2 separate regions of the Homo sapiens genome follow, and region 2 is linked to region 1. The links are chromatin loops, found by intact Hi-C in ENCODE. Cell type or tissue: PC-3. All regions are shown on one strand. Links, peaks and the distances in the headings refer to the core of each region. The heading gives the core; the rest is flanking DNA.

Region 1 (16,760 bases), core at 4,671-9,670:
ATACTTGTTGATTTGAATTAATTTAAAAATATTTTTTTTATTTCCATAAAACTGTGAACCACTTTTAGATGGTGTCCTAGATAAGTGCATTTTGATTATAAACAGAATTTTGTATTGTTATAAAAAGCATTCAATTCAGAAAATGTGCTAATGAATAACAGAATTATTTTAATTCCATCATGAGTTTATTTTTCCATCTCCTTGTTTTATACTTCTAAAATGAGAAATTTAAGAAAGAAATCAGGGCAAAATTCTTCGTTAGTTTTTTTTTTTTGCTTATTTCTATAAGGTTTTATTAATTTATAATTGAGAGAAATATTAACTGAAGTTCTAAAATTCTAAATTATTTTTATTTTAACTACTTATTTTGAAATAATTTTGTCATAGAAGGCTTGTAAGAACAGCACAAGACAACTCCTATATACCTTTCAAGCAGATTTATCAATTTTTTTTGCCACATTTGCTTTACCATTCCATACCCATCTTTCTATCTGTCTGTCTGTCTATCTATCTATCTATCTATCTATCTATCTATCTATCACCTATTCGTATTATTTCAGGAGTCATTTGAGAGATAGTTGCAGGCATTATACTTCTTTACTCCAAAATACATCAATGAGCATTTCCTAAGTGTATTCTTTTATAAAATCATAATAAAACGATCAATTTCATGACATTTAACACTAATTCAATGCAGGTATCCATTATACAATACATATCTAAATTTTGCCAATTGACGGGGGTTCAATTCAAGATCACGTCTTACATTTAATTGCCATGTCTTTTTTAGTTTCCTGTAATCAAGAACAGTTTCCAGCCTTTTTTTTCCTCTTTTATCTTTCATGACAGTATTATTTTTAAGAGCGTGGGCCTCTTAAATTTAAATAATTTTTCATTGTTTCGTACGATGTCTTTTGATGTGAGTTTCCTAGTGATGAGATGCAGGTTATGAATCTTTTGGCAGGAGCACAACAAAAGTGAAGTTGTGATCTCGGGCGCCACATCAAGAGCACATGATGATAGCTTCCCATTTTGGTGATGCCAGCTTGATTAAGATGGTGTCCACAGATTTTTGTACTGTAAAATTTCAGGTTTTACCTTTGTAATTCATAAATAGTAGAGAGACACTTTGACAATTGAAATATCTAAATATTCCTTTTCAAATTTTTACCTAAATTTTTAGCCCAGATTGATGAATCTTACATGAATTAATTACACTTCCTCATACTCTTTAGCCAAAGCAATATATTGCAACAGTTTAAATGCCAAGTAGATATGAGAATCCAAATGAATTCTATTAAGCAGACATTGAAGAGATTTGTAAAAATGTAAAACAATGCCACTCTTCTCACTAGCTTTTTTGTTTGTTTGTTTTGGAAAAATAAATATATTTACATACAAATATGTTACCCATGTTAATATGTAAGAGGCTTATATAAGATTCCAGATTCCACATTTCAACTAAACTTTATTGTTATTTTAAAATGAATTAATAAAGATTTTAAAAAATTTCTCAGTATTAATTTCTAATCTAGTAAACATCAATAGATATAGCCCACATAAACCAAAGCTCTCTAAAGTCCTCAACAAGTTTGAGAATAAAAAGGGGTCTTGAGAAGAAAAAGGTTAAGAACTATTGTCCAAGACCAAATGAAATGCTGATATGAGTGCTACAACCTAACATTTCTCGGGGCAGTGACAATGAAGGAGAATTGAAACTGAGATTTCCAGAGTGCTTGCCCTTTGGACAAAAGCATCTTTAGGAAAGGCCTGATATTTTCCATAGAACATCTTTAATAATGCACATAATGTAATATTTACAGGTGAAATAATATGATGTCTGAAATTTGTTTTAAAATAATATAATGAAAATAATGGTGATGGTGGTGGTAAGGGTATAGATGGAATAAGATTGTGCTGTTAATTATTGAAGCTGCATGATTGGTTCATGGGGATTCATTATAAAATTCTATTTTGAGTATGTTTGAACATTTTCAAAATAAAAAAAATTTTAAAATTTTCATCTCTAGGTAAACTTTTTAATAGTATAAATTTAGGAGAGAATCAAGCTTAATTTTCTCAGATGTTATAATTATTCAAAAATTCTGTTAATTATGGTTTCTTGGATTTACATAGTACCTTTCTTCTGTAGAGTTCAAACTGATTCATCTTGGCTGACTTTTAAAATATGAGTACTCATTATCTATTTATTTGGTCTTTTGAAACATCTTAGGGAAGTTTGCAAATTAAAAAAATAAACACATCAAATACACATAAAAAACTATCATACAATGACAAGTAAAATTATTGCATTTTTGGAATTAGCTGTAATACAGTATATGTTGCTTGCATGCAAATTGCATAATTCTCATTAAGACTGTAGGCTCTAAAATCAGTTAAATTTGAATTTGATTTCTGGCTCTCCTACTTTATAACACCTGTAATAACAGTAATAATAATAGAAATACTAACAAATCCAGTATTTGTAGATCTTGAAATGTGACAGGTTTTGTGCTAAGTCATACTATAGATTACTTTTGGTGAGTAAATAAGCTGCCTAAATATATATTCGCTAAGAATTTCATCAGGATTTCAAAACCAGGGTGCCAGATCATCGTCCTTGCTCTTACCCACTGCACTACATTGCTCTATCTTACCAGCTAAGTGCTTTGCCTAAGTTATTTAATCTTTATCAGCCTAGTTCCCTATTTAATAAAACAGGGATAAAAACGTATCCACTTCATAGGCACAAGGATTACCTCAGATAATGTACAGAAAAGACTGACACATGGCTGTCACATAAGAATATAAGGAATGACAGTTAAGATTATTTTTATTATTCATTTTTCCTCACCAAGTAGTATAGCTCCCTTAGAATCATCATCTAAGAATATATGAAATCATCTGCACAGCCAAATACAAAATATCTAAGAGTAGTTTTAGAACTCTCCCTCCAATATGGTTGCCACTGGTCACATATGTGGGGAAAAGCAAGAGAGATCAGATTGTTACTGTGTCTGTGTAGAAAGAAGTAGACATAGGAGACTCCATTTTGTTATGTACTAAGAAAAATTCTTCTGCCTTGAGATTCTGTTAATCTATAACCTTACCCCCAACCCCATGCTCTCTGAAACGTGTGCTGTGTCAACTCAGAGTTAAATGGATTAAGGGCGGTGCAAGATGTGCTTTGTTAAACAGATGCTTGAAGGCAGCACGCTCCTTAAGAGTCATCACCACTCCCTAATCTCAAGTACCCAGGGACACAAAAACTGCGGAAGGCCGCAGGGACCTCTGCCTAGGAAAGCCAGGTATTGTCCAAGGTTTCTCCCCATGTGATAGTCTGAAATATGGCCTCGTGGGAAGGGAAAGACCTGACCGTCCCCCAGCCCGACACCCGTAAAGGGTCTGTGCTGAGGAGGATTAGTAAAAGAGGAAGGAATGCCTCTTGCAGTTGAGACGAGAGGAAGGCATCTGTCTCCTGCCTGTCCCTGGGCAATGGAATGTCTCGGTATAAAACCCGATTGTATGCTCCATCTACTGAGATAGGGAAAAACCGCCTTAGGGCTGGAGGTGGGACCTGCGGGCAGCAATACTGCTTTGTAAAGCATTGAGATGTTTATGTGTATGCATATCTAAAAGCACAGCACTTAATCCTTTACATTGTCTGTGATGCAAAGACCTTTGTTCACGTGTTTGTCTGCTGACCCTCTCCCCACAATTGTCTTGTGACCCTGACACATCCCCCTCTTTGAGAAACACCCACAGATGATCAATAAATACTAAGGGAACTCAGAGGCTGGCGGGATCCTCCATATGCTGAACGCTGGTTCCCCGGTTCCCCTTATTTCTTTCTCTATACTTTGTCTCTGTGTCTTTTTCTTTTCCAAATCTCTCGTCCCACCTTACGAGAAACACCCACAGGTGTGTAGGGGCAACCCACCCCTACACACGTATGCACTTGAAATGTGGCTAGTCAGAATTATGATGGGCTATATGTATAAAATACACACCAGACTTCAAAGATTTAATATGAAAAACAAAAGTATCTCTTTAATATTTTTATATTGCATGTATATTGAAATAATAATACTATGAATATTTTGAGTTAAAATAGTATTAAAATTAATTCTACCTGTTATTAAACAAAGTTTAAGTGGCTCTTAGAACCTGTAAAATCAAATTGTGGCTTTCCTGTTTCTATGGACAGTGCTAGTCTAGAACCTGGGTTACTTCATAAATGGTAATTCCTTTATGAAGCTTTTTCTTCGAGGTAGGGTTTCACTTTATATCCCAGGCTGGAGTGCAGTGGCAAGTTCCTGGCTCACTGCAGCCTTGGACTCGTGAGGCTCAAGAAATCCTCCCACCTCAGCCTCCTGAGTAGTTAAGACTATAGGCACGCCATCACCATGGGCTAATATGCTTCCCCTGCCTCTGCCTTGCATTAAAGCCTGAGATACTGCTGCCTTTCCATAGTTGAAATCATTTACAATGTGGTTAATATCAATAATACAAAAGAAAAAAGAGGTTGTTGACATATATGATCCTAGTATTTTTGGTGGGGTAGACTCTAGGCAGGAAGCCAGCATTCTTCAATCATCTTCCTAACTGCTAAGTGAGAAATTCCATTGTGTATTATTCTTCCCCAACCATACAACCTTATCACTCAAATTATAGTTTCAGGAAAAGAGCTATAAGAATGGTGAGAATCCTTGAGCTAGAAAAATAAGAACATTACATTATGTTTAAAATGCAAGTAATCTTCCTCTTGATATTATCAACACATATACTAATAGCAGACGGGTATTGACATAAAATAGTTTTATCTCTTGGCCATATTGATTTAGTTTTTTTTCAAAGTGTATTTAAAAAAAAAACCCTATAAAAGTAGGGTGACCATACATCCTGATTTTCCTGGCAGGATCCCAGTTTACACCTGTTGTCCTGGCATAATTATTAACTAGCTCTCCCTTTCACTTTCAAAAGTGTTTCAGTATGGACAGTAAGTTTCATGGTTCACCTTTCATAAGATCCTCATTGATGGTAGGATTTCTTGATTCAATAAGCTTGGGAAATAAATCATATTCCATCTCCCTCTTAGAAATTTACAACATGTACTCGCTTCTGAGAAGTCATATAATAAATGTTTTTAACTTAGTGTAACTCATTTCCTAAATTTATTTCATTATTGAAACTCCCTTTTTTCCTGTGACACATATAACATCCCACAGAACACACTTAAAATTAGTTTAACCATATTCAGAATTTTTCAATGCCAGGTTTTTAACTAACAGGTTTCTACCATAGGAGGAATAACAATTTTTTATCATTATGTAAATAAATATATAATCTTTTGATTATATATTTATAAATCAAATATAAATATAAAGTCAAAAGCGTTTGACTTTTTCTAAAGTGTAGCATTGATATGAGCAGGTATCTGCTTAAAGAAATTTTTTCCTTTTATTCATGATCAGGAAATCTGAGTTTCAGCTAATTTCAGTTAATTTCAATAAATATTCATCCCATGCGTCCTACACATCAAGCCCTGGGCTAGTACTGATAATGCAAAGATGAATCAGACATGATCCTTTATGGATTAAGTTGTATAGAAAATGTGGATTAGTTTGCCTTCTCTATGTTGGGACTTTTTTCCCTAATTTTTATTGATTGGTTGTTTTCATAATTGCATTTCTACTTCTCATCATATTATCAACAGTCTATGAAGGTTAGTAGAATTAATCTAGTGGTGGAACACACATGATTGTATTAAGAATTAATAGTTAAGTGATATAACAAGACATAAATGAAGTGATATTAAAACATAGAGAAGGAATTACTCAGTTCTCCCCAGAATCATTGAAAAGGATTTCACTGACGAGGTCCTATGTGAGTAGAGCCTTGAAAAAAATTAAAATGCTGACAGACACACAGAGAGTATAAGTATTTTCAGGCCAAGAGAGTTGTTTGCACAATTCCAGTAGAGACCATGTAAGCCCATGTTCCATGCTGCTGGGAACAGGTTAGGGTGATGGGGGGCAAATATAAGTTTAAAAAAAAATTGGGAACCAAACATAAAATCTGTTTAAATATGATTTAAGGAGAATGAAGAAACGACCTATGATTTTAATGACTAGACTTTATGTCATTGGTGAGTACCCTTCAATATTGGACAGCCAACTCTTTAAAAGACTGATGAGAAAATTTCACTGGCGTGTTAAATGTCTACCAAAGAAATAAAAGTATGCTAAGTTACCACCACATAAAATAGCTTTTGGTCACTCCCTTTCAATAAAATAATTGTCATAAAATGTGTTTGTAATCTAATCTTACTATTTTAGCAAGAACTTCCTCCAGAAAGTACTTAGTCACTGTGTACATGCGTGTGTGTTCATGTAACAGCAACAGAGTATATGTGTAAAAGAGAGTTTAATTCTGTTGTTTGAATATCCTTCAGTTTCCCATCTGTATAGTAAATAATTTTCCTGGTATTTTAAAGTACGTCTAGTCTTGATTTAAAAAGAAACTCCTTAATTTCAGTATATTTGTTAAAATAAGGTGTTAGATAAGTGAGTTCAAACTATGTCTAACAAACATATTAGTCAGAAATTTAGCACAGACTTTGTATACTGCATAATAGCAATATCATAATTGTTTTTCAAAACTCTTGAGATATTGATAATCTAGAACTTTACATTTTTCACCAGTTGAGAAGTTGCTTAATACAACTAGAAAATGTGACATAAGCCTCACACTGACCTCACTTAATGACCAGCCAAAGGAAAACAGAAGTTTAGAGGCTTCACAGCTGCTGACACAGAGTCCTTGGAAAGAATTATTTTGGAATATTCTTACTGTTGCTAAAGAAAGGAATGAGAAGGTCAGAAATAGGAAACCAGGAAGAAAACAAGCTTGTCAGCATTCAAAACTGATTACCAGGGAATTACTTTCTGGTTAAAAATCCACAGTGTTGCAGTAACTTTATTTAGCAATGTTTTTCTCAAAGGACTTTCATTGTGTGTGTTTTGCTACAAATAAATTTGCTTACCTTAACTCTATAAAGAGCTAAACAAACCACATCTGCTTTTATTTGAATTTGCTAGTTTTCACCACCACTACCAATTCCACTGAAAACAAGGAGCCTTCCAGGATGTGGGAAGGACCTTGGTAGTCGCAGGTTGGATTATGTGGTTGTTGCTTTTGTTACTGTACATATCTTAGAGTAAGTCAGGTATCAAGCTGTGTGACCTCTAGAACTAGCAACTAGAATCCTGCTACTGTGTTAGGGAGTTGTATGTTGAGTGTAACAAAGAGAGAAGTGGTGTTTTTCTGATCAAAACCAGCTGGATAATTTATTTTCATTCTTCCATTTGCCTTGACACTTGTACCATAAACAATTATTGAAAAATTAAGTACATATATATTTTTTGAGACAGGGTCTCTCTCTGTCACCGGGCTAGAGTGCAGTGGCATGATCACGGTTCACTGCAGCCTCCACTTTCCAGGCTGCAGCCTCTGCATCCTGTGTTTAAATGATCCTCTGGCCTCAGCCTCCCAAGTAGCTGGGACTACAGGTGCACGCCACCACGCCTGGTTATTTTTTTTTATTATCTGTAGAGAAAATGTCTCCCTATGTTGCCCAGGTTGGCCTCAAACTTTGGGGCTCAAGTGGTTCTCCCACCTTGGCTTCCTAAAGTGCTGGGATTACAGGCGTAAGCCACTGTGCTGGACCTAAGTATTTGGATTTCTTTAAACAAATAAAACATGTCTCACTTGGCTAGCTAGCCACTCTACCTGTTATATGAGGCAGTGGGCAGTCCATGAGTTGAGATTCAGAAGGGCTGCACTCAATGTTCTACTTATTTACTACTTGATTAACCTTGTCTAAGGCAAGTTAACTTTCTTAGTCCCAGTTTCACCATCTTTAAGAATGGGGATGATGATACATATATTGTAAAGAAGTGATCAAAAGAGATTGTATATGCCACGTATTTCATGAAAATAATAATGTGCTGCACTCTGCTGTACTCCTTCATCTCCCATCCCTTCCACAAACACATTTTTACTTCCCTTTTGCTTCTTTAAGTTCTTTGAACTCAGAGCTGGATTAAGGCATGGGACACATGGACAGCCTCAGTTGAGTGCCAACCTATAAAAATGCTACCCAGCCCTGGATTACATTGAAAATATGTTGCCAGATAATGCAGGCTTTGATTTGCTATCCTAGGCAAAATGTAAATTTACATTTCCTTTCCTGGCAAAAGAAGCAAGCCCTTCAGTAGAAACAAGAAAACAAAACAAAACAAAACAAAACAAAACAAAACAAACAACTACAACTCCTTGCTAGAATCACCTCTCTTTTCTGAGCGTTCTTGCACACAAGCAGTTACAAATAGCCAAAATCCCAAGGTCCAAAATGCAGGCCATAATACTGCTTAATAGGGACATGATTCACCTTTTAATTTAAAATTTTAATCTCTGAATATGCTTCCAACTAAGTGGTCACATTTTTTGAAAATACAGACTGTGCTTTAAGCAGAAGTCAATCAGTAAAAAAATTTGTTTTTATGTACAACTTTTTATTAATATAATTTTTCACACTCTACATAAGTGCTCAAAAAGTAGTTTGGGGTGAAAGAGGTGTCAAATCACTTGGTTGCCAATGATGCTGAGGTTTGCTTGCACTCACTATGATTTTTCTACATATTTCCACCTCCACACATACTATCCTTACTCCACTTTGTTCACTACTTATCTTTTGACCCATTTGAAAAATCAATTCATCTATGATACCTTCTTTTCTCTGTTATTTCCCTACAGGGAATTACAATGACTCCTTGATTCTAGAACATCAGCTTTATTTTTTTTTTTTGAAAATCAGAGCCAAACAAATAGAATATTAAAAGTATGCATCAGTTTTAAGACATGTTCCAATGGGGAAACATTAAAGTAATCAAACAAGTTTTAAAATCTAGTAAATGGGGTAGTTGCTTTGTCTGCCACAATTGTGTTGCAACCTTAGCACATAATACATTCTCTATTTTGGTATGTATCACATGCTATCTATCTATCTATCTATCTATCTATCTATCTATCTATCTTTCATCTATCTAAACTGTAAAGGGTATGAATTTGGTTCATGAGACTTGGGTGAATAAAGTCTGCATTATTAACTGGGCGCGGTGGCTCATGCCTGTAATCCCAGCACTTTGAGAAGCTGAGGCGGGCAGATAACCTGAGATAAGGAGTTCAAGACCAGCCTGGCTTACGTGGCAAAAACCCGTCTCTACTAAAAATACAAAAATTAGCCGGGCATGGTGGAGGGCACCTGTAATCACCGCTACTTGGTAGGCTGAGGCAGGAGAATCGCTTGAACCAGGAGGCAGAGGTTGCAGTGAGCTGAGATTGCACCATTGCACTCCAGCCTGGGCAACAAGAGCAAAACTCTGTCTCAAAAAAAAAAAAAAAAAAAAGAAAAAGAAAAAAAAAGCTGCATTACTTTATTTTGAAAAATCAAAATGTATCTCACTCTGAACTTCCTTGTAAACATGACTATGATTTACTAGAGGGCCCTTCCTTAGCATTGCTCAAGATTCCCTGGGGCATTATATAGTTATCCCATGTTGTCATGAAAGAAAAGATTCTTTTACATTTTAAATTTTTTTTTTTTCTGTGACAGGTCAGCTGAGGAGAGGAAAGGATTCTTAGCTTGAGTTCACTCCAGTTGCCTAATGTCATGCCCATTGCTCAAGCCCATGTGGCCTGTTTGAAGGTAGGCTGCCCTGCTTCTTGTGAAGTGTCCTCCTCCATGCTCAACTCAGCCCTAGCAGCCTTCTCCAAAGCTTGCAAGGCCATGGCAGTATTGAGTCACCAGCCATTTATATGCATGTCTTATCAGCAGTCCTACCACCTATTGGGATTCTGACTGGGAATAAGACCCAAGTCCCTACCCGCCTTAGGAAATCCTCTCTATGGCCCAGTCAACCCCATCATCAATTTCAAACAATAACCTCACCTTCTGAGTAGTGGATTGAGGAAGCATAATCTTCCTTAATGCGTCTGAATCCCAAACAGTTTAATTTTGTCCCTAAGAGTTCAGTGTGTGTTTATTGAGAGGAGGAGGGGCAATTGCAGTGACAGCAAACTTCATCTCTTTGGATGAAAAACAGAAAAAGAGATAATTTTTTTAACCATGGTGAGTCAACAGCAGGGAAATCCAAAAATAGCATTAAGCAACAAACACAACTTACCAGTTGGTTTGTTGTGTGCCCATCCCCTCTCAATAGACATGGGTCTTGAGGATAAGAGCTTTGTTTCTTTATAAATGGGTCTTCGGCACTCAACATAGTACATGTTATCAGCCAATAAATATTGGCTCAGTGGCCAGGAGAGGTGGCTCATGTCTGTAATCCCAGCACTTTGTGCAGCCAAGGCAGGAGGATCACTTGAGCCCTGGAGTTCGAGACTAGCCTGGGCAACACAGTGAGACCTCATCTCTACTAAGATAAAATTTTAAAAATTAAGCTGGGCCTGGTGGCACACACCTATAGTCTGAGCTACTTGGGAAGCTGAGGTGGGAGGAATGCTTGAGCCCAGCCTGGACAACATAGTGAGATCTTGTCTCAGAAAAAAATGCTCAATGAACTGAATGTATTGTCAGTTACTATTTGTGTCTTCTAGAATAATTCTGGTCTTAGAAACTTTTAGATGCATTAAAATATGAAACTAGTTGAATAGAATTCAAGGACAAATCTCTGTTCTTCAACCATAACATCTTGATAAATTTGCTCCCAAATGAACAAGGAATATTGGTTATCAAATATGCTAAATTGAAATTTTAAAATTCTGAGATCTAAAATAGATCTCAGCTCTGCTTTTAACCCCTGAGAAGTCATTCTATCTCTTTGTACCACTGTGTCTCTTCACATATTGTGAAGTTACTAAAGTGTTCTGAATTTAGATGAAAAGTACACACTGTTCATGGAGGGTACAGGAATATTTTTGAAAGTAAAATATTTGATGGGTACACAGACACTTGTACTTTGCTTTTGTTACATATTTAGCAGTTAGTTTATATCACTGACAAATAGCAAGAACATTTCATGTGAGAACAAGGAAGTACCTTGGTTACTGTGCAGTTATCAGTGTACACTTCAAAACCTGTGCTATTTTACTACCTCTGTTCGTAAAATTCCTTCATTAAAAATGTAATTGTAAGCCAATTTTCAAGCCTGTTCTTTAGATAGCTAAAGCCCCATGCTGCTGCTTTTCATCCTTTCTCTATCTAATAAATATTCACCACGAGACCACCACCATGCATTAAAGATTACAGTCACTCTGATAGAAATTACTTATAGGACTTGTTATGGCACAAATTAGAGAGAAGAGATTGAATTCTGGAGACTGAAATGACCCATGAAGGTGTATTTATCCAGCACATATTTATGAAGACATCTTCACCAGGAGCCACAGTGGGCTCTGATAAAAGCTATGATTTATCAGTAAATGCTACTCTCAAGAAGATTGTTATTTCTAGAGGTGGAAACAACACAAACACACAAATAACTATAATTTAGGACGTGAAGTGATAAATAGTATAAGACGAATGGAGTTTAGGAGCGGTAGTGACCATTTTCAGCTAGAGGAATTGAGCATTTCAGCTTAGAAGGGTCAGCTTAGAAGGGTCATTGAACTATGCCTTAGAGAATGGACTATAATCCATTTGGACAAGGGCTGACTGGGGAGGGAGGTAACATGATGCAAGGAACACCTTGAACAATGACATACACTCTGACCAGGAGAGGCAAATCAACTGCTTCAAACAATAGTGAATAGTCATGTGTCATTGTATTTCCTGCTTGGGTATATAAAATGTGCATATTTCATTGAAATAATGAAAGGTATAATTATGAAACATATGCTCTGTTATTTGCTACTTCATAAATATTCAAAAATGACCAACAGAAAATATATTGAGAGTAAAATAGTACTTTCTGAAGTCCTTTTAATTGTTTTCCACATTTTTCTTGTCAAAGTAAGCTGTTAGCTCAGCTATTGGATTAGTCAGAGTTCTCCTGAGAAATAGAACCAATAGGACGTATACATGAATACATATATGTATGTATATATATCCATATACACATAAGTACAAACACAAATATGTATGTGTATGTGTGTGTGTGTATATATATCCTATTTGTTGGACAGAGAGATTGAGAGCCAGAGCGAGAGTGAGAATGAGTGAGCCAGAGAGAGAATGAGTGAGCCAGAGAGAGAGAGAGATTGTAAGGAATTGAATCACACAATTATGGGGGCTGGCAAGTCTGAAATTTGAAGGGCTGTTAGGTAGGGAAAATTCTGGCAGGTGTTTATCTCACAGTCTTGAGTCTGATGCAATTTGGAGGCAGAATTTCTTCTTTGAGGCGGGGGAAACCTCAGTCTTTTCTCTTAAGGCCTTCTACTGATTAGTTGCCCACCCACATTAGCCAATTCAAGTTGACACATGAAATTGACCGTCAGAGCTGTCATGAATCATGAAGACATGGCAGTAATGAAAACAGGGGAAACAGTAAAGTCTTTCCTTTGCTTACACAGCTCATTATGTTTTATAAATGTTTTTGCATATATAATCATTAAAAATCCTGTGAGAAAAGAAGGTAGCATATTATTATAAACAGTTTCTAAATGACAAATCTGAGGCACAGAGAGATTAATAATCTGGAAGTTTAGGGAACTAGAAGTGGCACAGCTGATGTTAGAGTTAGAACTGATGTCTTCAGATTCATTATCTAGTGTTCTTTCTGTTGTGCCATCTACTAGTGCCAACCCAAATTTCTATAGCATTCATTATCTGTAACGCTCTCTTGAAACTTAGTGCAAAGTACCTTTATGGATATATATTCTATCTATCCAACTAAATTCAAAGACATGCCTTTTTTTTTTTTTTTTTTTTAAATATGGAACGCTTCACGAATTTGCGTGTCATCCTTGCGCAGGGGCCATGCTAATCTTCTCTGTATCGTTCCAATTTTAGTATATGTGCTGCCGAAGCGAGCACCAAAGACATGCCTTTTTATGGCCAACCATATTATGTACTACATATAATTGAATATGAGTAATTTTTTTTTTAAGATGGAGTTTTGCTCTTTCACCCCGGCTGGAGTGAAGTGGCATGACCTTGGCTCACTGCAACCGCTGCCCCCCGAGTTCAAGCGATTCTCCTGCCTCAGCCTCCCAAGTAGCTGGGATTACAGGCACCCACCACCACACTCGGCTAATTTTTGTATTTTTAGTAGAGACAGGATTTTGCCATGTTAGCCAGGCTGGTCTTGAACTCCTGACCTCAGGTGATCCACCCGCCTCGGCCTCCCAAATTGCTGGGATTACAGTCAGGAGCCACTGTGCCTGGCCTGAATATCAGTAAGTATTTTTTTCGAAGAATAAATTCTGCTATATATTCTGTTTATGCTGGTAACGATTTGTTTATGCAGCTTGTGGTGACAGGCTCCTTGAATTAGTTTTCACAGCATGTAGAATGGTGCCACAGTGTTTTTCATAAAGCTGGGAAGTCCGAAAGGCCTGAATTCCTTATATTTAAAAGGGCTTATGAGTCATGTCAACATGGGCATGTTGTTCAACTTTAAGTTCTAATTTCTTTATCTGTAAAAAGAGAATGATAATAGAACTTCAGTAATTCATCATGTAAATAGAAAATGATTTATTGTCTGTGTAAAGTTATGAATAGCTTCTTTACACTCAAGATACAAGAGATGGTATGCTTCTTTATTTTCTAAATAAAGCCATCTCCAAATCATAACTTATCAGGGTCAATGATAAGCTCAATATCAGTGATTAATTGGGGTTATCCTCACTGGAATTTACAAAAACCCTGGGGCTTACATATTCCCAGGAAAAGGGGAAGGGCCTGGTTCTTGGTCCACAGGGATAGCCATTTACCCCTTGGCTCCACTTGGGTGCTGTGCACAGGGCCATTTTGTATACAACCTTCACAGACATGGATGGCAGCTCAGTCTTCCAAATGTTCAACAGTAGTTGAGCATGGTTTCTTTGCCATGCACTGGAGACGGCCTCCTTGGGTGAGCTGGCCCAAAACTTCCTCAAAATTCCTCTCTGCTGACTGCTTAGTCACAAATGTCTTAAAAAGATGCTCAAGACATAGCATTTAATGGCCAATTCTCATCTGTTCCAAACACCTGTTCCCATACAAGGACTTGTAACCTCCAGAATGCCAAGTCCAAGCACGTGAAGAAATTCACAATTCTCCCAATGTTTGCATCTGTGAAACCAACTGCAAGGTTGGGCCAATCTCCCAAAGCCTCTATTTTCATCTTCTTTGGGACAGTCCAGTTTAATTTCTTCATTGGCTGAGAGCTTTGAAATGAGCCCTATGAACTCTCACTCTGAGGACAAGGGAACTCTAGACCTCAAGGGCATAGAGCCCTGACCTCATTGTTTCACTGATGAGAAGAAAATAGGGGGAAAAAAATCAAGGTATCAATAAATTCTTCAGGAAGTCACACTGTTACACAGGCAGATCACATAGCACATAGAAACTGCTCACATTAGTTTGCTTTTTATCATTATTTAGAACACGGTACGTATTTATTGGTTATGCTCCACTGAATCTTCCACCTCTTGAGATGCCTTAAGTTGTGGAAGTAAGAGCCTGGCTTTTGGAGTCAGACAGCTCTGGTTCTGATTCCTGGCTTTGCCTCTTATCTCTTTGCACTTAGGTAAATTACCTTGCTGAGGTTCAGTTTTTCTTCTGTAAAATTAATTGTGAAGGTTAAATGCACTGAACACAGATAGCTGTAGCTTTATCTGCCAGGGCATACAAATAGTCACATATATAATAATAGTCCAAATCTCAAGGCTTGGAGCCCACACCTGCTTGACTGGGTCTTTTAGTAGAAGCCCCTCCTGTTAATTTATTCTGTCTGGGAGGTCCCATGGGTGAGGTTTGCCCACAATTTCCTTTATTCTCATGCCCTGTCTCATCCCCAGACTGCTGATCTCTTGCTTTTCTCCCTCTCTGACTGGTAGGAAAACTCCCTTAGAGTCTCATGATCAGAGACGTTTTTCACAGAAGAGTTAGGGCCCTAGAAACAGATGTAACTGACATCCTAGCCTTCTACTGTCATAACACATTGATGCTCAGGGGGAAGGGAGTAATATCAGGTAAGGTCAAGCTCCCTCCTACCATGGTCCACTGCTCCTCTGACATTCAGGCAGGCTACCAGTTCAGCCTGCTCTTCCAGACCTCCTCTCATAGGCTCTGAGGTCCCTTCGGGCCAGCCTTTTTCAGGGGATCCCAGTCCCCTAGACTGGTGTGTGGATGCCTTAACACAGTTGGTGGACCAGGATTGAGCTCTCTTCTACAGCTATCCTAAGACCATGCAAAACAAGGTATGTGTCTGAGCATCAGTTGTGGTGTTTCAAAACATTCTGTGATGGTCAAGAAGCTTTGGAACTTTGTATAACAGGAAGCTGTGCTATCCAGGATGTACAGAGGGTCTCATGCCATGCTCCAAACTTGATCTGGTCCAAAATATTCCTTAAAGCAACTAGTGCTTGCCACACAATAAGCTACTTATTTTGCCTTCTTTGCTTAAGAACAATTTGAAGTATTTGCTAGACAGTTGTCTCTAAATATTTTACCCTTATGCCTAACTGTTTTACAGTGATAAAATCTGAGACCCAAAGTTGTCTGGGTCATGTTATTATATAGAACATCTCAGGACTTGGGAGATTACTATCTGATATGGTTTTGCTGTGTCCCCACCCAAATCTTATCTTGAATTGTTGTTTCCATAATCCCTAGATATCATGGGAGGGACCTGGTGGAAAATAATTTAATCATGGGGGCCGTTAGCCTCATACTCTTTTCATGATAGTGAGTTCTCACGAGATCTGATAGCTTTATAAGCGACTTTCCCACTTTTGCTAGGCACTTCTTGTTGCTACCCTGTAAAGAAGGATGTGTTTGCTTCCCCTTCCCCCATGATTGTAAGTTTCCTGAAGCTTCCCCAGCCATGCTGAACTGTGAATCAATTAAATCTCTTTTCTTTATAAATTATCCAGTCTCAGGTATGACTTTATTAGCAACATGAGAATGGACTAATACAGTAAATTAGCACCACAGAGAGTGGGGTGCTGCTGTAAAGATACCCCAAAATGTGGAAGCGACTTTGGAACTGGGTAACAGGCAGAGGTTGGAACCATTTGGAGGGCTCAGAAGAAGACAGGAAAATTTGGAAAAGTTTGGAACTTCCTAGAGACTTGGAGGGCACAGAAGGCAGGAAGATGTGAGAAAGTTTGGAATTTCCTAGAAACTTGTTGAATAGTTTTGACCAAAGTGCTGATCATGATGTGGACAACAAAGTCCAGGCTGAGGTGGTCTCAGATGGAGATGGGGAACTTTTTGGGAACTGGAGCAAAGGTGACTGTTACACTTTAGCAAAAAGACTGATGGCACTTTGCCTCTGCCCTAGAGAACTGTGGAACTTTGAACTTGAGAGAGATGATTTAGGGTATCTGGTGGAAGAACCATCTAAGTGGCAAAGTGTTCAAGAGAAAGCAGAGCATAAAAGTTTGAAAAATTTGCAGACTGACAATCTGATAGAAAAGGAAAACCCATTTTCTGTAGAGAAATTCAAGCCAGCTGTAGAAATTGGCATAAGTAACAAGAGGTGAATGATAATCACCAAGACAATGGGGAAAATGTCTTCAGGGCATGTCGAGAC
Region 2 (16,760 bases), core at 4,746-9,745, 57 kb before region 1:
ATACTAACGTCTGTACACAATACCACAAACAAGAATAAATAACTTACATTTGCCTATGTATGCACAGAACCTTCTGAAGAACAGACAAAACTAGTAACAGTTGTTTAAAGGTTCTGTGTGTGGACAGGTATTTTGTTGGAGAAGAAATGACTAGGCAAATGAAGGACTGGATAAATGAGAAACATCACTTTCTTTTCACACTGTGGGATTTTTTTTTTTTTTTTTTGAGATGGAGTCTCATTCTCTCGCCCAGGCTGGAGTACAGTGGCACAATCTTGGCTCACTGCAAGCTCCGCCTCCTGGGTTCATGCCATTCTCCTGCCTCAGCCTCCTGGTAGCTGGGACTACAGGTGCCTGCACACTGTGGGATTTTTAAACCATGTGGATGTATTGGCTTTCCAAAAATTAAAAATTGATTTAAAATATATACACGTTAAAAAAAAAAGACCTACTCAAATCACATTATGGTGCAAGTCTGAAACAAACAAACAAAAATAACCTTTCTGACCTAGAAACAGTAACCTAGCAAGAATTTTGAGTAGCTCTTTAGCTTCCCCCTAAAAAATTAAAAATAAACATTGCTGAATAACATACTACAGTGCCTAGGGGCTTAAACTAATAAAAAGCAAACTCTGGCTACTATAGGGAGATAGCCAGTCTATAATGAACAACAAAGTCTTTGATTTCTTTTACAAACTTACTCTTGCAGTCTTTCAAACTCTTAAACATGATTAATAAAAATAAGCAAATTAAAATTTTTTGTCTTCCATATTTGTTATTCTATATTCAGCAATTCAATGATCTAATAAGCATTTAAGGACAGTCACAGGGATGTACATATACTTTATATAAATAAGCACTTTTAGTTTGCTTGACTGACATGTACAATCAAGGTGGGCAAAAAACGTGCAAAAGGTAGGTTACTTTGAGAGCCATTTTATTTAAATATGAGCTTTTGAAGGCATAAGGTAAAGGTAAGGGCTTTGTAACAAGTAACAGTTTAAATTCAACATACAACCTAAGGACTTAAAGTACAACATTTGAGACTCTCATGTACATTACACACAAGAGCTAGATAGCATCCACCCCAAAAAACAAACAAACGAACAACAACAACAAAAAACCCCACCAAAGAATCCAAGAACCTTTCTCAAGTTTTGTTTTTAAGATTTACATTTTATTCACAATTTAAGAGACTTAAGGCTGGGTGTGGTGGCTCACATCTGTAATTTCAGCACTTTGGGAGGCCAAGGAGAGTGGATCACCTGAGGACCAGCATGTCCAACATGATGAAACCCTGTCGCTACTAAAAACACAAAATTTGGTCAGGCGTGGTGGCGGGCGCCTGTAGTCCCAGTCCCAGCTACTCAGGAGGCTGAGGCAAGAGAAATGCTTGAACCCAGGAGACAGAGGCTGCAGTGAGCTGCGATTGAGATTTAATAAATGTTCTCTATTTTTTAGAATGTATAAATTAATTGGGAATGATTTCACTTTGAGTCCACACAGATCTTTTACACTGTTACTGTCCTCTCTAGGTAAGCTCCAAAGCTGGGTGGCTTTGGGGGTGGGGGCAGGGGCAGGCGGGAGGGTACTGTTAGTTTCTGGACTCATCTTGCTTTTGCTCTCTGGAGCTGTACTGTTTAATAAGGTCACCACTAGCCACAATGGCTATTCAAATATGTTAAAAATGTTGTCTCTCAAAGTCACACCTGCTACATTTCAAGTGCGCAATAATCACAGATGTCTACCATATTGGACAGCATCATAAAAAGTTCTATTGGACAATAATGCTCTGGAAAGTCCTAGGGATAATCTCATGCAAATAATTTATTAGAACAAGATATGGAATTTATAAGGTCAACAGAAGGTCAAAGTTGGGATAACTACACAAAGGAATGTTCCTAATAAAAATAATTTAAAGAATCGTATTTATTCACAAAATGTCTGGCTAACCTAGAGACTAAATCTGAACAGGGTATTAATTCAATTAACAATTATTTATTATCTTAATCATCTTAGATGATTAAAAGAAGGTCTCTGTCTCCAAGATGTTAATAACCTAAAAAGGAGATATGTTTAGAAAAATAATTGTAGGCTGGCCATGGTGGCTCACGCCTGTAATCCTAGCACATTGGGAGGCTGAGGCAGGTAGATCACTTGAGGCCAGGAGTTCAACACCAGCGTGGCCAACATGGCGAAACCCCACGCCTCTATTAAAAATACAAAAATCAGCCAGGCGTGGTGGTGTGTGACTGCAATCCCAGAGGTATGAGAATTGCTTGAACCTGGGAGGCAGAGGTTGCAGTGAGCCAAGATCGCCACTGCACTCCAGCCTGGGTGACAGAGGGAGACTCTGTCTCAAAAAATAACAACAAAAATAATAATAATTATAACAAAGTATAAGTACCAAAATGAAAGCAAGAATAAAAATGTTCTGGGAAGGCTAAGAAGGGAGCCCTGAATGCTAACTGGACACAAGTGAGGGCAAAGAATCAGGAATGTCCCAGGGAAGAATAGTGTTATGACTGAAAGCACAGACTCTGGGAATAGATTCCACCACTTATTAGCAATGTGGTTTTAAGCAATTACTGAACTACCCTATCCCTGTTTTCCCATCTATAAAATGGGACTAACTTTATTTAGTTAATACATGTAAAGTTCCTTATTATAGGGTTAATACACATAAAGTACTTAGAACACTGGCATTGTATGCATTATTAAATGCTAATTATGATATTATCAGATGTATCATTGCAACATTTCTAATCAGATCATTTTAAGGCTCTATTACTAGCCAACAGAAGCTAGTAATGAAAAGACTAATATTTCTTTTATTTTCAGTATGTTGGTCAATTAAAGAGAATCTGAAAAAAGCCCAGGCTTCCAAAAATAAGAAAGATAACATTCACACCTTTACTATGTGCAAATCTCAGATTGGAGCTGTAACTAAAAAAACACTTCAATACAGTAGAGAGTAAATATTTTGAACGATGGCATCTAAAGCAAGTTTAGGTCAGTGAAAAACCAAATTAATAATCATGTAGTACATTTTAATAGGATTTTTGCTGGCTTGTATACATATGACAAACCTACCTTGCCAGTACCACCCATTCCCCAACCCCAATACTTCCAGTGTTAGAGACTCATTGCCTCTCTCCAGGAACAAGCACTTGTGCTAAGCTCAATCAATTAAATTAAGATTCTCTCCCAGGAATTTAGAATTCTAAACTGGGACCCAGGACTGATGGGTTTAGTAAGGAAGGAGAGGCTTGGAGTTCAGAAAAGTTCCAATAACTCCTGCTGTTTTTCTCAGAGCTTCCCAGCTTCCTGCTGTTCCTGAAACTTCCTTGTTCAATTCTGCTTTGGATTCCATGGGATCCTCTGGTAGCCAAAAAATTCCTTTTTGGTTGAGCCAGCCAGAATTAGTTCATTTTATTTGTACAAAAGAAGCTTAGCTAACAATACACTTCTAAAAGATTGTGTATATTCTCATATCTCTGAAATCTTAATGAAATTCAATGAGAAATGACACACTTTTTCATTATATGTATATGCTGTTATATACAAGTATATAAGCGAGATCTCAAATTTATACCTTGCTTTGGCCTGAAGTATTGTAATAGCTCCCCCTTCCCAAGAGGAGACACTGCCTCTACTTTATTCTTTCGTAAGTGCTTGCCAGTTATCTTTTAGGACACAGATCAATATTTGAAAACGTAACAGGTTCCTATTTGATAAAAATAAAGTCCAAACTCTTCTTCAAGAATTCAAGCTATTTCTTAGTCTGGGGCAATCAACACTTTGACACTATCTTGTTATGAACCCAATATATATCAGAGATAGCAGCCAATTAATCTGCAGACCCCCAAACATATCATACTTCTCAGCTTATAGTGTTCACTCTGCTGAAACATAATGTTGAAAACTTTTCAAACTCCATATATGTAGAGTTCAAATGTCACACTTGATCAAGTTTTTTCAATTTCCTCAAGCAAATATTTCTCCCTTTCTGTATTCTCATAATATTTCATTTATACATCCAATAAAGCACTTATTGAATGACTTATAAGTTCCCATGTAGGGTTTGCTTCACCAAAACACTGTTCACCCTCTAAAGACAAGGGCCACATGCTCTTGAACTGTTATTACCTTTAGCCTCCAACACAGTATTTTATATGCGTTTTGCATTTATTCATTTGCCGGATTGAACTGAGAGGGGTGCCTTTCTTAGAATCGTATTGATTACTGCTGTGCTATCAAAATTGTCTTAAACAATTTTTCAGAACATTACAAACTGCTAATCTGTGGTATTGAAATTATTTTTAGAAGAATGATGACACTTTTCTTCTTGGCACTTCATAACTAATCATAAACATTTATATGACATGGTGAAAAACCTCAGTTAATGCATCCCCCTTCATACTGTTTTAAATGCCACAACAATTTGCTTCTACAACAGCTTCCCCAATAGAAGGAAGTGGTGAGAGTTTGGGGGCAAAAAAAAGCATACCAAAGTCAACATACATTTTTAAAAAGAATGTACTTTTCCCACTAATTCTCAAAGCTTCCCCAATAGAAGGAAGTAGTGAGAGTTCTGAGGCAAAAAACAGCATACTAAAGTCAACGTACATTTTTAAAAAGAATGTACTTTTCCCACTAATTTTCAAAGTACAACAAGGCTGTAAGTCAGATGAGCATAGAAGCACGAAATAATTTTCAGTACATTTGGTTAACTGAACAATTTTGTGGTTTTCAAGACGGTCTTAAAAACAGATGGTGTTCTATCTTTTACACATTATTGTGGTACACAAACTGTATGTAAATTTAATGTTCTATTAAATTACTCAATAAATATTAAGTATGCTCATCACTACTGTGCTATGAAAATACGGAACAGACTTTTAAACTCAAGATGCTAATAATCTGTTTTTTTTAAAAAAGGAGGGATATAATTTGAAAACTGTAAAGCTATGTATGCAAAGATAAAAATTAAAACACATGTAATTTTACACAGAATTTATGCCTCTGAAACCTATTTCTATTTTAATTTACATTAGGTTATATTTAAAAAAAAACAATTTCTTGAAATATGTTTTTTTCCTCATTAGAATCCCAAATAAAAATATTAATATAACAACTGTCTAGAACTGATACTTGTATCAGGCAGAGTGCTAAGAACTTTACTTGTATTTTCTTATTTAATATCAATCCTAGAAGGAACTAAGTTCATACATGAGGAAATTAAAATTGAGCTAGATTTAGTAACTTGCCCGTTGTCACAGAGGTAGAAACTCAAAGAACAGGGTTATAAATTTAGATCTGCTTTACTGCAGACCCCATGCTGTGAACCATGTGTCTCAGTGCAGAAAACATTTAAATTAAATGTCCCACTGGCTTCTGGAAGGGGGAGGTGGGATTTCAATTCCTTCCCTAAACTAAAAATTTTTATTCAACACTAAGTCTGTAAGAATCCCTAACAGTTAATTTTGGTCACAAGAAAAGAAGATAAACAGATCAGTGTTTTAAGCAAACATAAGTTCACTGTTAAATATTACCTAGAGATCTAAAGCATATTTTTTAAAGGTCTTGCAAAGCCAGTATTAACTCTGTTAATGTTACAGACCAGTATTTAGATCAATATTCTTCATGCATATGAATGTGAAAAATCATTCTAATTACAATCATATCAATAATATATTATATAAGGATGGAAAAACAAATGAATGGGACAGGTCAGACTCCAGAAATAGACCCAAACATATAAGGTCAATTATTATTAAAAAGGGTTCCAAGTCAATTCAATGACAAAAGATAAGGCTTTTTTACCAAATGGTGCTGTATCAAATTAACTACATAGGGAAAAAATGAAACTGTAAAGAAAAAATTCATATGATCATCTCATATGACCTTTTTTGCACTTTATATAACACAAAAAATTTGAGATGGATCATAAACCTCAAGTTAGAATCACAAAGCTCCTAGAAGCAGCAGAAGACTGTGACTGTGACCCCTTGGCATAGGCCAAGATTTCTCAAACCACAAATACATGTGCTAGAAAAGGTTAAAGAAAAAAAAAAGATACATTAGCCTCACCAAAACTAAAAAATCCTGCCCATCAAAAAACATCATTAAAAATTAATTAGGGCCAGGTGTGGTGGCTGCCTGTAATCCCAGTACTTTGGGAGGCCAAGGCGGGTGGATTACTTGAGGTCAGGAGTTCAAGACCAGCCTGGCCAACATGGTGAAACTCTCATCTCTAATCAAAATAGATAAATTAGCTGAGTGTGTTGGCACGCACCTGTAATCCCAGCTGCTCAGGAGGTTGAAGCAAGAGAATCACTTGAACCCATGAGGCAGAGGTTGCAGTGAGCCAAGAATGCACCACTGCACTCCAGCCTGGGCGACAGAGTGAGACTTCATCTCAAATAATAATAATAATAATAATTAGGCAAGCTACAGACTGGGAGAAAATATCTGAAGTACGTATCTCTAACAATAATCTTGTGTCCAGAATATATATAACATCCCTACAAATCATTAATAAAGAGCAATCAACCCACTAAATCTATGGGCAAAAGACCTGAAGTGCTACACAAAAAACAAAGATACATGAATGGCCAATAAGCACTGAAAGGGTGAAAGAATACCATTAGTCATCAAGGAAATATAATGAAAAGCCACACTGAGATGCCATTTCATATCCACCAAAATGACCAAAAACAAAAGGACTGACCACATAAAATACTGGAGATGTGGAGCAATGGGAAGTCTCATACATAGCTGGTGGAAGTGCAAAGATTGCACAACCACTTGGAGAACTATCTGAAAGTTTCTTATAAAAATAAACATACATCTTTCCAGTGACAATGTAATTCCTGAGCTATTTGCCCAAAAGAAATAAAAATATGTGTCACACACACACACACACACACACACACACAAACTTATACAAGAACACAGGAGCCTTATTCATAATAGTCAAAAACGGGAAACTCAAATATCCATTAACAGAAGAACAGACAAACAAATTGTGGTAAATTCATGGTAAACACTGACCAGTTGACTAATAAAAAAAGAATGAACATGTGTACAATAACAGAGATGAATCTCAAAAACGTATATACTGAGTGAAGAGGACAAAACAGACAAAACTAAGCCATCATGACAGAAATCAGAAAGTGATTGCAAAGGGTGGACGAAGATAGGAGAGAGGCAGGAATTAGAAAGGAACCAACTGGTTAGACTCCCAATGGAACTTTTTGAGGTATTACAAACATTCTAAACTTTATTTTGGGGGTATGGTCATACTCTGTATCATTTGTCAAAATTCATCAAAGTTAATATTTAAGATCTGTGTATTTTATTATACATAAATTATACCGTAATTTCTTAAGTGAAAAAAAGAATCTTAAGATGAAGCGTTAATGCAAACCACCAAAAACACTAACGACTTCTTATGTTTGACGCACTTCATTTCATGGTAGCTAGATAAATTGGAAAGAAAGCTCTTATAAACAATAAACATTAATGTAACCTTACTTGCTTTATTTGAAAAGAAATGTACCTCACTTTACAAGGGAGACAAGAAAGCTTAATTGTAAAATATACTGCTGTATTCATCATCTCAGGCATCCACTTTCATTTTCAAAGTGAGATGTCTCTAAGACTCTTACAAAAAGCATGGACAGCATTCAGAAAGATCACATTTTAAAATTCAGAGCATTTTACAGAATGAAATACAAAAAAATAAAAAAACTCACATTTGTTTAACATTACCTGGGGACTGGGCACTTTCAAGAACTACAAAGAAAACACTAGACTGTCATTATAAAAGGTACAGATTATTGGAAAATGCAATTTGGCAAGGCAAAAATTAAATTTAAAACTGAGCAAACTTATTTCTTAGAAATTGTCATAAAAGAATAGATCAAGTCTGGTGAAGACAGATGAAGAGCATGTGTGTGTGGCCTGCTATATTAGGGAGTAAAAAGGTAGAAAGGGAAAACAACAACCCAACAACTGTCCATCTCTAGGAAATTGCTGATTCCATAAATGTGTCCACTGATAATGGTATATATCTACTGACAAGAAACAAGGTCCAATAAAACATTAATGTCAGCCGGGCGCAGCGGCTCACACCTGTGATCCCAGCACTTTGGGAGGCCGAGGCAGGCAGATCACGAGGTCAGGAGTTCAAGACCAGCCTGTCCAACACAGTGAAGCCCCATCTCTACTAAAAATACAAAAAAATATGGTAGTGGTGAGCACCTGTAATCCCAGCTACTTGGGAGGCTGAGGCAGGAGAATCGCTTGAACGTGGGTGGCGGAGTTTGCAGTGAGCTGAACTCGTACCACTGCACTCCAGCCTGGGCAACTCCATTATACATAACTGCTGTTAGTCGTCTGGAGACTCTGTCTCAAAAAACAAAACAAAACAAACGAACGAACAAAAAAACAAACCATTAATGTCTGTGCCTGTGGGTGTGTGTTTGCTGAGAGTAAGTACATACATGTGTACTTCTTCAATAATTCATGTAAGACAAAACCTAGGAGGATTTGGACAAAAATGTTAATAAGTGTTATTTCTGGGTGGTAAGGTTTATAGATGATTTGCACTGTCGTCATTATTACTCTGTGAACTGCCTATGTCTACAGTATCTGTTGGAAATATAATGCAAGCCAATAACCAATTTCAATTATTTTGTAGCCAACTTGTAAATCAAAAGTGAAATTAATTTCAATAAATTTTATATACTGAATATATTAAAATTCTACCATTTCAACATGTAATCAATATTAAATGAAATAGTTTACATTTTTTTTTGCACTAAGTCTTAGAAATCCAGTGTGTATTTCACACTTACTCAACATCTCAATTTGAATTAATTACATTTCAATTGCTCAATAGCTCATGTGGCTAATGGCTACCAAGTACCATACTGGACAGTGAAGGACTAAGTCTTTAATAATCAGCACTATATTTTTAATGAGTAAGACACAGTATTTTTTAAGTAAGTCACCTGACTGCTATCAGAGCTTTTTTCAAAGTCTCGCAGCTGTGTATTACATAATGTTTTAGATTACTCCAAACTGTTCCTAGCATTCCATGGAAGATTCTTGTTTTTGGAAATGAACAGGTTGATGTAAAGTTATGGAATAAAGAGATACAACAACATAAAAATCAATCTACAATGTAGCACTAAAATAAGTCTTCCTACAGATACGTATGTGGGTGTACACATGAAGCCAATTTCTAATTTCCAGATTTTCTAACAGTGAATTTCTGACAGTTAAATTCAATAGTTACGACTATTCTATGAGCATTACTTTGAGCTCCCTTAATATGAGATTGTGATAATCCGGTGTATGTTTAATCAAATAAAGTTAAAAGCTTCTCAAACTTTCTTAGGTCTTTCTCAAAAATAGGAAAAAAATAATAATTAGGAGCATGAAACAAGGCTCAAAAAATTAAGAATTCATTCTGTGTGCCTTCAATAAACCTAAAAATTCCTATTGGAGGAATTTTCTCTCCAGTGGAAGAAAAAAGTTAAGAATTATATTGGACTTCTCTTCAGAAATCATGCAAACAAGGAGAGAGTATAGTGAAAGAGTTGAGTGAAATATTTAAAGTGTTGAAAGAAAAAAATACAACAACCTAACATTCTGTATCCAGCAAAATTATCCTTCAAACATTTTCGAAAGAGAAATAATTTTTCAACTGAAAATTGAAGAAATTTGTTACTGATACGCCTAGCAAAAAATGTTTAAAGTTCTTTAGAGAAAATGATAGAGGTCAGAAACTTGAATACACATACATACAGAAAAAATATTGTTAGAGAACGAATAAATGGTGAATAATTTTTTTCTTTTTAATTGATCTCATAGAAAATAGTTTGATTAAAATAACAGTAGACACAATGTATTCAGTTATTATAGCTTTTAGATAAATAAAATTAATGACAGTGGGGAGGGATGGGAGGAAGAAAATGGGAATATTGTGTTCTAAAGTACTCCACTATTCACAAAGCACTAGAGTATAATTCGATACTAGATTGAGATTAGTTGTACATACATATTGCAAACTACAGGGCAACCACTTAAAAAATTGTAAACATAAGTATAACTGCTGTTAGAAAAAGAGAGACAATGGAATCACATAAAATGCTCAATTAAAACCAAAGAATGGGAGAAAAAGAAAAGACTAAGGACAACAAAAACAGTTACAGTTGATATTAATCCAACTGCCAATAATCGTATGTGAATGGTCTAAATACACCAATTAAAAGAAGACTGTCAGAATGGGTTAAAAAATAACAACCCGACTCTATATAGTCTACAAGAAACCTATTTTATTTATTTCCAATTTTTATTTTAGGTTCAGGGAGTACATGTGCAGGTTTGTTATACGGGTAAATTGCATGTCACAGGGGTTTGGTGTACAGGTAATTGTCGCCCAGGTAATCAGCATAGTATCCCACTGGTAGTTTTTAAATCTTCATCCTTCTCCTACCCCCCACCCTCAAGTAGGCCTGGGTGTCTGTTGTTGTCTTGTGTCCATGTGTACTCAATGAAGACACCCATTTTAAATATAAAAACACACAGATAAATTAAAAGCAAAGGGATAGAGAAAGACAGACCCTGATAACACTAACTGAAAGAAAGCTGGAGCAGCTATATTAATTTCAGGCAAAGTATGCTTCAGAGTAAGTATGTATACACACACATATATACATACATACATATATATATGCACACATATATACCAAGGATAAAAAGGGACACTACATAATGATAAAAGGGTCAATTATACAAAAAGACATAACAATCTGTAATATGTATGCAGCTAACAATACAGGTCAAAATACATGAGGCAAAAGCCCACATAACTACAAGGACAAATATAGATAGATCCTCTATTTTACTTAGAGACTTCAACACTCCTCTATCAGTGATTGACAAGTGGGCAAAAAATCAGGAAGGATAGAACTGAACTGCACAGCACCAATCAACTGGATCTAGTTGACATTTATAGAATGCAGCATCTAACAACAGTACAATACACATTCTTCTCAAACACATATGGAACGATCACCAAGAGAGACCACATTTTGGGCCATAAAACACACCTTAACAAATTTAAAAGAATAGAAATCACACAAAGTATGCTCTCAGACCATAATGGAATGAAACTATAAATCAGTAACAGACAGGAAAATTCGTAAATATTTCTAAACATACTTCTAAATAATTCATGAGTCAAAGGAGTCTCAAGAGAAATTTTAAAATATTCTAAACTAAATGAAGATGAAAATGTAACTCATGAAAATGAGTACAATGCAGGAAAAGCAGAAATGTGCTAGAAAAGAAAAAGGATTTAAAATCAATAACCTAAGTATCTAACTTACGAAACTAGAAAAGGAAGATCAAATTAAACCCAAAGTTAGCAGATGAAAAGAAAAAAAGAATTATAGCAGAAATCAATGCAACTGAAAATAGGAAATCAACAGAGAAATGAAAGTCAATAAAACTGACAAGCTTCTAACCAGCTTAACCAAGAAAAAAAGAGAAAAGACACAAATTACTAACATAAAAACAGAAAAGGCGGCCAGGCGCGGTGGCTCACACCTGTAATCCCAGCACTTTGGGAGGCCAAGGCAGGCAGATCACGAGATCAGGAGATCAAGACCATCCTGGCTAACATGGTGAAACCCCGTCTCTACTAAAAATACAAAAAAAAATTAGCCGGGTGTGGTGGCGGACGCCTGTAGTCCCGGCTACTCAGAAGGCTGAGGCAGGAGAATGGCGTGAACCCGGGAGGCGGAGCTTGCAGTGAGCCGAGACTGCGCCACTGCACTCCAGCCTGGGTGATAGAGCGAGACTCTGTCTCGAAAAATAAAAAATAAAAAATAAAAATAAAAAAAGAAGAGGTCTATCACTATTGATCTTCCAGACATTAAAAGACTAACAAGGAATATTTTGAAAAACTCTATGCCTACAAATTTTAGTAATCTAGATTAAATGGGCCAATTCCTGGAAAGACACGATCTATCAAAATTTACACAAAAACTAGACAATCTGAATAGGCCTATGACCATTTAAAAATTGGATTAATTATTAATAACCTTCCAAAGCAAAAAACACCATAGCAGATGGTTTCACTGGTGAATTATCCTAAACATATGAGGAATACATGATAGAAATCTCTTCCAGAAATAGAAGCAGAAGGACTACTTCGTAACTATTTTGTAAAGCCAGCATTAAGCTAATACCAACACCAGATAAAGATCTAACAAAAAAGGAAAATTGCAAACCACTATCTCTCATGAACAAAGATGGAAAAAAAATCAACAACATATTAGCAAATTGAACCCAACAATATATAAGAATTAAACATCAAAACCAAGTGAAATTTATTCTAGGTATGCAAGGTTGGCTCAACACTCAAAAGTCAACTAATATAACCTATCATATCAATAGGCTAAAGAAAAACCAAATGATCATATGAACAGATACAGTAAAAGCATACTCATTCATAATAAAAAAAAATCTCAAAAATAGCAGGGAACGTCCTCAACTTGATAAAGCATTTCCATCAATAACCTGCAGCTAACCCCATACTTACTGGAGAAAAAGTAGACTGTTCCTCCCCTAATACTGGGAACAAAGTAAAAATGTTTCCTCTCACCACTCCTATTCCATATCCTTCTAGAAGTTCTAGCTAATGTAACACAATAAACGGTATACAGATTGAGAAGGAAAAAATAAAACTGTCTTTGTTTGCAGATGACATAATTACCAATGTAGAAAATCCTAAAGAATCAAAGAAACAAAAAATTTCTGGAAACCAATAAGCCTTTATATCAAGCAAGGTTGTAGCATACAAGGTTAATATGCAAAGTCAACTGCTTTCCTGTGTACCAGGAATGACCAATTAACACCTGAAATTAAAAACACAGCACCACCTATATTAGTACCAAAAAAAATCTCTGTATAAATCTAATAAATAAGATCTATATGACTACAAAATTTTGATGAAAGAAATCAAAGATGACCTAAACAAGAGGTATTTCAGGTTCACATAGGAAAAAAATACTGCTCAAATGTCAATTTCCACAAATGGATCTATAGATTCAATAGAATCCCAGTCAAAATCCTAGTTATTTTGTGGATATCAAAAAACGGAAAGATATGGAAAGGAAAAAGACTCAGAATAGTCAACACAATGCTGAAGAGTAAGAGTAACATCAGAGGACTGACACTACCTGTCTTCAAGACTTACTATAAAGCTGCAGTAATCAGGCAGTGTGGCCTTGTTGAGAGCAAACACAAATAGACAAAATAGACTGGTGGCCCAGAAGTAGACCCATACAAATGCAGTCAAATGATCTTTGACAAAGGAGCAAAGGCAATCCAATAAAGAACTGATAATAATCTTCTCAACAAGTGGTAAAAAGCTAGACATCCACGTGCCAAAAAAAAAAAAAAAAAAAAATCAAATCCAGGCACTGACCTTATGACTTACACAGAAATTAACTCAAAACGGATGAGAGATCTAAATGTCAATTGCAAAACTGTAAGAGTTCTAGAAGAGAACATAAAACAAAACCTGGGTGACCTGGGGGTCGGTGATGACTTTTTAGATACAATACCAAAAACATGATCAATCCATGAAAGAAAAAGCTGATGAACTGGATGGACTTCATTAAAATTAAAAACTTCTTTCTGTGAAAGACACTGATAAAAGAAAGAAAAGGCAAGCCACAGACTCAGATAAAAATACATGTGAAACACACAGCTGATACAGGAATTGATTCTGAAATAGATAAGGAACTCTTAAAGCTCATCAATAAGACATAAACACACCCAATAAAAAATCTGACAAAGGACCTGGACGTCTCACCAAAGAAGATATACAAATGGCAAATAGTCATATGAAAAGATGGTCAACATCATATGGCATTAGGGAATTGCAAAAGCAATGAGATATGATAGCAAAACTATTAAAATAACTAAAAATCCAAAACACTGGTAAAACTAAATGCTGGTGTGAATGTGGTGCAACAGAAACAGGGAGCCAGTCTATAAAGGCTACATACTGTATGATTCCAACTATATGACATGCTGGAAAAGGCAACACTATAGAAAATGTAAAAAAAAAAAAAAAAAAAAAAATCAGTGAGTGATAGGATTTCAGCAGGGAGGGGCGGGAGGAATAACTGCAGTGCAGGGTATCTGTAGGGCAGTTAAACTATTCTGGTATGACACTGTAACGGTGGACATGATGTTATGTACTTGTGAAACCAAAACCCAATGATCTGTACAATACAAAGACTTAAATCTAACGTCAACTATGAACTTTAGTTAATAATAATGTATCAATACTGGATCATCAATTGTAACAAATTTACCTAATACAAAATATTATTAATAGGAGAAACTGAAGAGTAGGGAAGGAGACAGAGTATATGGCAACCCTTTGCACTTTCTGCACAATTTTCCTGTAAATGTAAAACTGCTCTAAAAAATAAGATTTCATTTTTTAAAAAAATGCATGCCAGCTACCTATATTGAGCAAGCAGTCCTTCAAATATAAATATAAACAAACAACCAAGAATAATAAGACAGCTGAGGAAAACCAGCAGCAAAGAGTAGAGTGACTACAATGAATACACAGTGCAAGTGTCTGACCAAAAAAAAAAAAAAAAATTCAATGGGAATTAAAAAAAACTATCTGTATCTTCAGAAATATTTACTTAAGTATTATTGTAAAGAGCACACAAAAGAGCAGGTTGCTATTAAAACAGATCAATTAGCAATTATACAAATGACTTCATGGAAAAAAAATAGCTTCTTACCATCAAAAATTCAAGACTTATTAAAAGAGTCAAGGTAAATTTTACAAAATCTGGCATTCAATCAAAAGTTGCCAAAAATGCAGGAAAAAAAAAAAAACAGGAAAAGACCCATAGTGAAAATAGGAATAAAACAGAAACTGACTCAGATGATAGGAGACAGGACATTAGAACAGTTGTTATATCTGTAGTCCATATATTTTAAAATGTAGCTAGCAGACAGGACATTAGAACAATTGTTATATCTGTAGTCCATATATTTCAAAATGTAGCTAGAGCAAAGACTGGACATATATTTAAAAAACACGCAAATCAAACTTCTAGAAATGAAAACTACAATGTCTGAAATGAAAAATACAGTGGACGGTTTTTATGGCAGATTAGATATTGTAGACAAAATATTTGTGAATTTAAAGGCATAGCAACAACTGCTATCCGAAAGAAACACAGAAAAGGAAAAAGCAAGGAGGAGGAGGAAGACGAGGAGGACAGGGAGGAAAAAATGCTATACAGCAGTGAGGTATGGGACAACTTCAAGCAGTCTAATATATCTGAAACGCAGGGCCAGGGAAAGAGAAGTAGATACTTGAAAAAATCATGTCTGAAGTTTCCAAACTTGATGTAAACTTAGTTAAAACCCAGCAAGATAAAGAATAAGAAAACTGCACAAAGGCACATCATAATCAGATCCCTTCAAACTAGTAATAAAGCGAAAAATCAGAAAAGCAGTCAGAGAAAAAAAGATACATTATGTACAGAAAATTAAAGAAAAAAACAACAGCAGATTTCCTGTCAGAAATAATGCAAACCAGAAGATACTGGAGCAGTATCTTTAAAGAACAGAAAGAAAAACCTATCAACTTATAATTTTATACCCAGAGAAAATTTCTTTCAAGAACTGGGATAAAATACAGACTTTTAAGTTATATCAACCTGAAAGAATTTATAAGTAGAAGACCTGCATTACAAGAAACATTTTAAAAGAAGGAAAGAAAAAAATACTTCTCCTTCTCACTGCAAGAAAATGATACCAGAGAAATACCTAGATTTAGACAGATGAATTAAGGGTACCAGAAATGATAACCAAGTGAATAAATATAAGGTTTTTTTCCCTTACTATTTAAATGTCTCTAAAAGATAACTGAATCTTTACAGCAAAAGCTATAAAAATGCATCATGGAATTTATAACATTTGTAGAAGTAAAATACATGGCAACAATACAGCATAATAGTCGGTAGGGCTACGTCACTGGGTGATAGGGATTTTTCTGCTCCATTATAATCTTATGGGGCCTTATCACATATGTGGTCCATCACTGACTGAAACACCATTATGTGATACATTACATTATGTAATACCTGGGTATTATTTTGCACTTCAAAAAAAATGTTAAAGAAATGGGTAATGTATATATAAGAAAAGTATAAAAGTGCAGAAGAAAACAAGACAAATAATAAATAAAAATTCTTGCTTTCCAATGGGAAGCCTCAATATGTCAATCTTCCAAAATTAATCTACAAATCCAATGCTACTCCAAATCAAGCCAAATGTTTTTTGGTAAAGGATAAAGCCTTAGAAAAAAACACTAAGCACATGCATATTAAAATAGCCAGAAAATATTGAAGAGTAATGAGAGACTTACTCTTATCAAACTGTATCATCATTATGAAGCTACACTAATTAAAATCCAGTGTACTGGCCAAGAAATAAACAAATGAAAGAAATAGAAGAAACTTCAAAAATAAGTCTAAGACTTAGGGCTGTCTAATCTTTTGGCTTCCCTGGGCCACATTCAAAGAAGAATTGTTTTGGGCCACACATAAAATACATTAACCCTAACAATAGCTGATGAACTTTTAAAAAATTGCAAAAAAAAATATCATGTTTTAAGACTGTTTATGAATTTG

The links. Peaks named below come from ENCODE experiments on the same cell type or tissue, not always from the same donor. Only the 100,000 strongest peaks of a DNase experiment are listed, where the experiment ranks them.
Region 2: a loop joins it to region 1, with 5 times the contacts of the local background. A loop is called at or near these places in 2 of 110 quality-filtered maps.

Annotation. Positions count from the first base shown.
Region 1 is chr7:123,777,658-123,794,417 of GRCh38, forward strand. It overlaps a transcript of HYAL4 not described here and the pseudogene RNU6-11P. Among named protein-coding and RNA genes, the nearest start is that of WASL-DT, 37 kb to the left of the region's middle. In PC-3, for the core only: no CTCF peak of the experiment used is centred there; no DNase peak of the experiment used is centred there; H3K27ac peaks cover 1,628 bases.
Region 2 is chr7:123,720,443-123,737,202 of GRCh38, forward strand. All of the region lies in intron 1 of WASL (WASP like actin nucleation promoting factor), which reads right to left. Among named protein-coding and RNA genes, the nearest start is that of WASL, 20 kb to the right of the region's middle. In PC-3, for the core only: no CTCF peak of the experiment used is centred there; a DNase peak (open chromatin) is centred at 6,899; H3K4me3 peaks cover 330 bases; H3K27ac peaks cover 1,168 bases.